2 separate regions of the Homo sapiens genome follow, and region 1 is linked to region 2. Evidence: read pairs that join two places in POLR2A ChIA-PET (ENCODE). Cell type or tissue: OCI-LY7. All regions are shown on one strand. Each heading gives the region's core, and the rest is flanking DNA. Links, peaks and the distances in the headings are about the cores only.

Region 1 (4,391 bases), core at 87-4,086, 59 kb after region 2:
CTGACATCTCTTGTGCATCCTTTCAATAGCTGGCATAGTGCACCCAACAGAGCAATCTACTCATATTGTTGCATGAATGGGTTACTGAAAATTACACTCTTTCAAAGTAACCACGTTTTGGCTGTGTGGGCCAGCTCTGGATTCCGACAGATTTAGGTTTAATTACCAATTTAGCCAACTTCCAGGTGTGTGAGTTTCAAAAAGTTAATTTCTGTAGCCTCGCCTTCTTCATCTGGAAAAGGGGATAATCTTGCATCTGCCACAAAGGTTTTTTTGTGTTTTTTTTGTTTTTTTGTTTTTGAGACAGAGACTTCCTCTGTCGCCCAGGCTGGAGTGCAGTGGTGTGATATCAGCTCACTGCAACCTCCGCCTCCCAGATTCAAGCCATTCTTCGGCCTCAGCCTCCCAAGTAGCTGGGATTACAGGAACCCACCAGCACGCCCAGCTAATTTGTTGTACTTTTAGTAGAGTCGGGGTTTCACCATGTTGGCCAGGCTGGTCTCGAACTCTTGGCCTCAGGTGATCCACCCTCCTCAGCCTCCCAAAGTGCTGGGATTACAGGCATGAGCCACCGTACCTGGCCTTCTTTTTTTTTTTTTTTTTGAGACAGAGTCTTGCTCTGTCACCCAGGCTGGAGTGCAGCAGCGAGATCTTGGCTCACTGCAACCTCCGCCCCCCAGGTTCAAGCGATTCTCTTGTCTCAGCTTCCCGAGTAGCTGGGATTACAGGTGTGTGCCATCACACCCAGCTAATTTTTAATTTTATTTAATTTTATTATTTTTAAATTTTTATTTATTTTATTATTATTATTTTTTGAGATGGAGTCTTGCTCTTGTCGCCCAGGCTGGAACGCAATGGCACGATCTCAGCTCACTGCAACCTCTGCCTCCCGGGTTCAAGCAATTCTCCTGCCCCAGCCTCCTGAGTAGCTGGGATTACAGGCACTCGCCACCACGCCCAGCTAATTTTTGTATTTTTAGTAGACACGAGGTTTCACCATGTTGGCCAGGTTGATCTCTAACTCCTGACCTCGTGATTCGACTGCCTCGGCCTCCCAAAGTGCTGGGATTACAGGTGTGAGCCACCGCTCCCAGCCTTTTATTTATTTATTTATTTTTGAGATGGAGTCTTGCTGTTACCCAGGCTGGAGTGCAGTGGTGAATCTCAGCTCACTGCAAGCTCCACCTCCCGGGTACAAGGGATTCTCCTGCCTCAACCTCCTGAGTAGCTGGGATTACACACACCTGCCACAACGCCCAGCTAATTTTTCTATTTTTAGTAGAGACAGGATTTCACCATGTTGGCTAGGCTGGTCTTGAACTCCTGACCTCAGGTGATCTGCCCACCTCGGCCTCCCAAAGTGCTGGATTACAAGCGTGAGCCACAGCACCCAGTTCTAATTTTTGTATTTTTAGTAGAGACAGGGTTTCGCCATATTGGCCAGGCTGGTCTCAAACTCCTGACCTCAAGTGATCTGTCCACCTCAGCTTCCCAAAGTGCTAGGATTACAGGCATGAGCCACAGCACCTGGCCCACAAAAAGTATTTTTTTTTTTTGCAAAAGTTAAATAGGATTTAAAACTGTAAAGTGCTTAGCGCACTGCCAGATCACCTATAAATTGGAGCTGCAGAGTTGAAGCAAAGTGGAAAATCATGATGGATGATTTATCTCAATATCAACACAGAACAGATGTGGCCCTAAAATTACACTCTCCTAATGGCATGGTCTTCCAAACATCTATAAACAAAAACGAAGGGGGAAACAAACCAAATGCCTTTTGGTGGAATAGTATTACATCCCTTTCTGGACATAGCACCAAACTTTTTATGAAGGTCTTCAGTACTAATACTTTTGGGAAAAAGAAAAACGTCAAATCAAACAGTTCACATAGATCTTGTTCATGTATTTCCATGTACTGTAATCTTTCCACACATATGACAGTAATTAGTGGCATATGGCAATGATGAATGTAAACAGGATGCTTAAGAAAGAAGAACAAGATGACCATCGTCCTCACACTGTTTTGGGCTAACGTGCTTTTATAAAAGATTTTCTTTTCTTTTTTTTTTTTTAGACGGAGTCTCCCTCTGTCGCCCAGGCCGGAGTGCAGTGGCACAATCTTGGCTCATTGTAACCTCCACCTTCTGGGTTCAAGTGATTCTTCTGTCTCAGCCCCCCGAGTAGCTGGGATTATAGGTGTGCACCACCATGCCTGGCTAATTTTTCTATTTTTAGTAGAGATGGGGTTTCACCATGTTGTCCAGGCTGGTTTCGAATTCCTGATCTCAAATGATCCACCTGCCTTAGCCTCCCAAAGTGCTGGGATTACTGTGCCCAGCCAAGATTTGATTTTCTATCAATCTTTTTTTTTTTTTTTTTTTTGGTGACGGAGTCTTGCTCTGTTGCCAGGTTGGAATGCAGTGGTGTGATCTTGGCTCACAGCAACCTCCGCCTCCTGGGTTCAAGCAATTCTCCTGCCTCAGCCTCCCGAGTAGCTGGGATTACAGGCATATGCCACCACACCCAGCTAAGTTTTGTACTTTTATTAGAGACAGGGTTTCACAATGTTGGCCAAGATGGTCTCGATCTCCTGACCTCGTGATCCGCCCACCTCGGCCTCCCAAGGTGCTGGGATTACAGGCATGAGCAACCGGGTCCAGCCAATCTTTTTTTTTTTAAGTAGTTTTTTTCCTCCTGGTTATTAAGAGAACACATATCTTACTGAATTATAGATATATTTTACTCTGAATGTACAAGTCTTGTACTCTCTCCTGCCCCAAGATATTCATTGTTAAGTTTGCTGTACATGCTTCTAGTTTTTCCAGGAGTATATACAATGAAATAAACATTGTATTGGGATCATACTATAATACTGTCTTCAACTTTTTTCTTTTTTTTGAGACAGAGTCTCTATCACCCAGGCTGGAGTGCAGTGGCTCGATCTCAGCTCATTGCAACCTCCGCCTCCTGGGTTGAAGCGATTCTCGTGCCTCAGCCTCCTGAGTAGCTGGGATTACAGGCATGTGCCATCACACCCAGCTAATTTTTGAATTTTTATTAGAGACAGGGTTTCACCATGTTGGCCAGGATGGTCTCGATCTCCTGACCTGGTGATCCGCACGCCTCGGCCTCCCAAGGTGCTGGGATTACAGGCATGAGCCACCGGGTCCAGCCAATCTTTTTTTTTTAAGTAGTTTTTTTCCTCCTGGTTATTAAGAGAACACATATCTTACTGAATTACAGATACATACTACTCTGAATGCCTAAGTCTTGTACTCTCTCCTGCCCCAAGATATTCAAGTTTGCTGTACATGCTCCTAGTTTTCCCAGGAGTACATACAGTGAAATAAACATTGTATTGGGATCATACTGTAATACTGTCTTCAACTTTTTTTTGAGACAGTCTGTCTCTGTCACCCAGGCTGGAGTACAGTGGCTTGATCTTGGCTCACTGCAACCTCCGCCTCCCAGGTCCAAGAGTTTCTCCTGCCTCAGCATCCAAAATAGCTGGGATTACTGGTGCCCACCACTATGTCCGGCTAATTTTTTGTATTTTTAGTAGAGATGGGGTTTCACTATGTTGGCCAGGCTGGTCTCGAACTCCTGACCTCATGATCCACCTGCCTCGGCTTCCCAAAGTGCTGGGATTACAGGCGTGAGCCACCTCACCTGGTCGTCTTCTACTTTATTTAAAACTCAATAATGTATTCTAAGATATCTTACCATGACAGGATAGGTAGAACTGAACCATATTTAATTTTATGGATGGACCATAATTTAGTTATCCAATTCCCTATTGAGAGATGGCTGAACTATTTTCTTTCTTTTTTTTTCCAGAAAAGGATTTTTTTTTATTCAAGTAACTGCAAATAGGAAACCAGAGGGGGAGCCCCAGGCTGGGACAAATCATGGTCACCCCTCCCCAACAGAACAGGGGGAGGAGGTGGCCCCTACGCCCTTTATGGTTGATTCGGGACCCCTTGCTCACTCTGCTGCAGCATCCTAGGGGCAGGGCCCCACCTTCCCTGGGACTGGGGTAGGCGGTCACCCAGCCTGCCATGCCCCAGCCCCTCTTCCCTACAAAGAGTATCTTGCGGGAGGGGATCGTGGGCAGAACAGGAGGCAGTGAGGATGAATATTTGGCGCTGGTAGCAGCAGCAATGACGGATGTGGAAGAATGGAACATTGAACAAAAAACAACACAACTGTTCAGAGGTAGTTTGTGGACAGAGGAAAAATGGAACCAGAACCTTGAGGGGCAGGGAAGAGCAGGAGCGGGGTTGGGAGCGGGCAGGGTGAGCTCCTTGCTATTGGTGCCCCATCTGAGGAGGGGGAAATGGCTGAGTGGCGGAAGCAAAGTAGGGTTAGGGGAGCAGCCCCAGCCCACCTCA
Region 2 (4,391 bases), core at 184-4,183:
CCTAGGAGGACAGAAGCTGCCTCCAGGTCACTGCGTGGCTTGTGTCTATGCCCAGCATTCTGGAACAAGCTCCAGTAGGGGGATATACACGAGGTCACCTCTCTCCCTTCCTGTCACACTAGTAGGCTTCACCAAACAGCAGCAGCACAGATGTGGGGAGTGGCCTGGGCCTGCAGGGGTCCTGGTGTCAGCTCGTTTGGGCCCCTCAAGGCTGGGGCTTCAGTCTGGGAGCCACCTTGTCTGAAGGACAGACCCCTGCTGGCTGTGGTTCCTACTCAATTCCTAGACCAAACCTCTGTTGCCCCATGGAGACTGATAGGGAAGATGGGCCCGTGGGCCGAGGGGCCAGCTGACTAGGTCATGGGTAGAGGATGACCCAAACATGAAAAAAATAACTTCCCTGGGCCTCTTGCTTACGCAAGACCAGGCCCAGCACTTAGGGGTTCAGGTCAAATCCACTGATCTAGTGCCAAAGGGGTCCTAGCCCACAGGGCAGAAGGCAAGGTTACCATCCTCAGGGATGCTGGCCTGACAAGGACCAAGGTTTAGCCCTCAGAGGCTGCTCCCCACCCATACACCCCTCCGAGGGCTCCAAGTGCTGCCACCCCTGCTACAAGGCCCCTTTCATGTTATGCCCCCACCTGACGACAGTGGAAGACCCAACTCTCTGAGTCTTATACCAAAGGAACATGGAGGTACAGAGAACCCAAGGGAGCTGCCCATAGCCACACAGCCAGTGACAGGCCATGAGGCAGAGGCAGAGGCTTCCCGAGGGTGGAGAGAGGCCCTCCCCCAGGCCTCAGCCCTCCTAGTGAGGAGGGTGGGTACCTCTGAGGCGGCACTGAAGGAGGGGGACTCAGGGACGATACAAGCAGCCAGCACCCCCCCGACCCCAACACACACAAAACCTCATCAAGCACAGTCTCCCTCAGCCCTCAACAGGGGAGGAACTGACCTCAGTCCAGGAAATACCCCAACTGCAGAGCCAGGCGAGGGGGAGGGACCCCAAATCCCACAGCCAGGAGAAAGCTAAGGGGGAGGCCTGAGAGGATCGCAGAGAGCACAAGCTCCTAGCTCCAGCAAGAGGAAGCGGAGCAGACGCTCAAGAGACTGCAGAGCTCCTGGTTTGCCCCTAACCTGAAGCCCACGGAGGGGCTCCCTGGGTAGACAGGGTGGCTGCCGGGCTAACCTGGGCATATGTGTTTGCCACGCAGAGAGGACAAGCCAGCCAGGTCCCTTGAAAGTTCCAAAAAAGATTATACTCTCACTCCAAAATCCCCCTGCTGAGAATTTACCCAAAGAAGGAAAAAAAATAGCACAAAGGAGGTCACCAGAGGGTTGTTTATAAAGAGAGAGACACTGGAAGATTTAAGTGGCCAGCGAGAGCTGTGTCGTGACGCGCTGTCCTTGCCAGACTGTCTGCAGCCTTTAGACAAAGCAAGGCTGAGGCCTGCAGCAACAGACGGTGAGGCGGGCTTAGTGTGGCTGTTTTCTCTGGAACAGAATATATGATACAATTGCAGAGAGATCCGTTAAGACCATACTGAAACTCCAGGGCAGGAGGCTCTGGACAGACGAAAACAGCTAATGTGTCCATCTGAGACTCAGTGCACTCATCTGTGAAAGCGGCCAATTCTACCTCTCCAACTTCAGGGGGTGTGAGGCTGAGATGTGGTAATGTAGGCAAAGGCCATGCCTCGTGGCCTGTCTCAGAGGAGCACTCACAAAATAGCAGCTGGGGCCGGGCGCCATGGCTCACACCTGTAATCCTAGCACTTTGGGAGGCCAAGGCGGCCAGATCATGAGATCAGGAGTTCGAGACCACCCTGACCAATATGGTGAAACCCCGTCTCTACTAAAAATACACAAATTAGGCAGGTGTGGTGGCCCATGCCTGTAATCCCAGCTACTCGGGAGGCTGAGGCAGGAGAATTGCTTGAACCTGGGAGGTGGAGGTTGCAGTGAGCCGAGATAGCACCACTGCACTCCAGCCTGGGCAACAGAGTGAGACTCTGACTCAAAATAAATAAATAAATAAATAAAAATAAAGAAAAGAAATAGCAGCTAGGGGCCAGGGTGCGGTGGCTCACACCTGTAATTCCAGTGCTTTGGGAGGCCAAGGCCCGCGGATCACCTGAGGTGAGGAGTTTGAGACCAGCCCGGCCAACATGGTGAAACCCTGTCTCTAGTAAAAATACAAAAATTAGCCAGGCGCGGTGGCGCATGCCTGTAATCCCAGCTATTCAGGAGGCTGAGGCAGGAAAATCACTTGAACCCAGGAGGGGGAGGTTGCAGTGAGCCAAGACTGTGCCACTGCACTCCAGCCAGGGCGACAGAGCAAGACTGTCTTAAGGAAAAAAAAAAAAAAAAAAAAAAAAAAAAAAAAAAAAAAAGGCGGGTGCAGTGGTTCACGCCTGTAATCCCAGCACTTTGGGAGGCCAAGGCAGGCGGATCACCTGAGGTCAGGAGTTTGAGACCAGCCTGACCAACATGGAGAAACCCCGTCTCTACTAAAAATACAAAATCAGCCGGGCATGGTGGCACATGCCTGTAATCATGTGCCAGATGGAGAGTGAAACTCCGTCTCAAAAAAAAAAAAAAAAAAAAAAAAAGGAAGAAAGAAAAAAGAATAGCAGCTAAGGCAAATAAAAGCAAGGGAGTACTGATCAAATCTGAGGTTGGTAAAAACAATAAAAACCAAATGAAAGCACTTAATGATAGTGGTGCTGATGAGGGGCAGGCAAACAGGCACTTGCACCTGTTATTGTTGGAGGGTAATCGGGCAGCACCCATGAGACATGTCAATGCACACAATCTGAGACCCAGGAATTTCACTGCAAGGAACTTGACTTCTGCATATCCTTGGAATATTATGGCAAAATATGTTCATGACAGCACAGACTGAAATAATTATGTTCAAGACTGGAAAACAAGTGTCCACCAGTAGCAGAAGGGTTGCGGAAATTGTTCCTTCTGCAGAATGGATTCTGCAGTACTGATGATTAAGGGGTGCACTGACGCTGCACAGAATGTCCCTGTGCACAGCACGGCCTCGTATTTTTTTTTTCATACGGGGTCTCTGTCGCCCCAGCTTAAGTGAAGTGGCACAATCTCGGTTCACTGCAACCTCCACCTCCTGGGTTCAAACGATTCTCCTGCCCTACCCTCCCAAGTAGCTGAAACTACAGGCGACCACCACCCACGCCTGGCTAATTTTTGTATTTTTAGTAGAGACGGGGTTTCACCGTGTTAGCCAGGATGGTCTAGATCTCCTGACCTCAGGTGACCCACCAGCCTTGGCCTCTCAAAGTGCTGGGATTACAGGCATGAGCCACCGTGCCTGGCAGAATATTTTTTATAATATATATAGTTAAGGAAAAGCACAAAACTATTTTTACAAAAGTAGAACCAGAAACTTATTTTGGGGAGAGACAATAAATTCAGTGGATTGGGAAGTAGATGTATTTCTAATTTTATGCCTTCCATGGTTTAATTTTTTTTTTTTTTTTTTGAGAGGGTGTCACTGTGTTACCCAGGCTGGAGTACAGTGATGCAACCACAGCTCATTGCAACCTCCACCTTCTGGGCTCAAGCAATCCTCCCACCTCAGCCTCCTGAGTAGCTCCCGTGTGCATTGAAGCTGGGACCATAGGGACACACCACCATGCCCAGCTAATTTAAAAATTTTTTTGTAGACATGGGGTCTATGTTGCCCAGGGTGACCTTGAACTCCTGAGCTCAAATGATCTGCCCACCTCAACCTCCCAAAGTGCTGGGATTACAGATGTGAGCCACTGCACCTGGCCTGAATTTTTTAAACATGTGTAACTTTAGGTAACACATATATATTACAAATACACACCATAGTTCACATAAATTAAGATGTGTTTACTGGAGTTATCCAGATGGCAGGCTTACAGGTCATTTCTTAATTGTCATAAAACATATATAACATAAAATGTGCAACCATCCGCACCATATCCAGAACTTGTTAAGCATTCTAAGCAGAAACTCTGTCCCTATTAGAAACTAAGTCATTCCTTCCCCCCAGTTCCTGGCAGCCTCTAATCTACTTTGTCTTTATGAATCTGACTGTGCCAGGCACACCTCAAGATTCATGGAGTCATACAGCATTTGTCCTTTTGTGATTGGCTTCTACCACTTAGAATAATGTCCTCAAAGTTCCTCCATGTTGTAGCATGTGTCACTTGCCTTTACAAGGCTGAGTAATATTCCATTGTACCGAAAGACGCACCTTGGTTTGTTTATCTACTCATCTAAGGACACGTGGGTTGTTTCCACCTTTTGCTGCTGTGGACAGTGCTGCGTGGACATGGACGTGCAATCTTTTGGCGTTCCAGCTTTCACTTCTTCGGGTGTACACCCGGAGG

Evidence for each region. Peaks named below come from ENCODE experiments on the same cell type or tissue, not always from the same donor. Only the 100,000 strongest peaks of a DNase experiment are listed, where the experiment ranks them.
Region 1: POLR2A ChIA-PET joins it to region 2 with 8 read pairs; 20 of 35 experiments call an interaction of 5 or more read pairs at or near these places.

Annotation. Positions count from the first base shown.
Region 1 is chr12:110,424,783-110,429,173 of GRCh38, forward strand. It overlaps the pseudogene HMGA1P3. Among named protein-coding and RNA genes, the nearest start is that of ANAPC7, 23 kb to the left of the region's middle. RefSeq lists an enhancer at 4,016-4,391. In OCI-LY7, for the core only: no CTCF peak of the experiment used is centred there; no DNase peak of the experiment used is centred there.
Region 2 is chr12:110,365,955-110,370,345 of GRCh38, forward strand. LOC124903014 (a long non-coding RNA gene) reads right to left here. Exons shown (of 2, transcript XR_007063457.1): 2 at 3,868-4,391. Among named protein-coding and RNA genes, the nearest start is that of ANAPC7, 36 kb to the right of the region's middle. RefSeq lists enhancers at 1-691, 692-1,559. In OCI-LY7, for the core only: no CTCF peak of the experiment used is centred there; DNase peaks (open chromatin) are centred at 1,697 and 2,717; H3K4me3 peaks cover 549 bases; H3K27ac peaks cover 1,084 bases.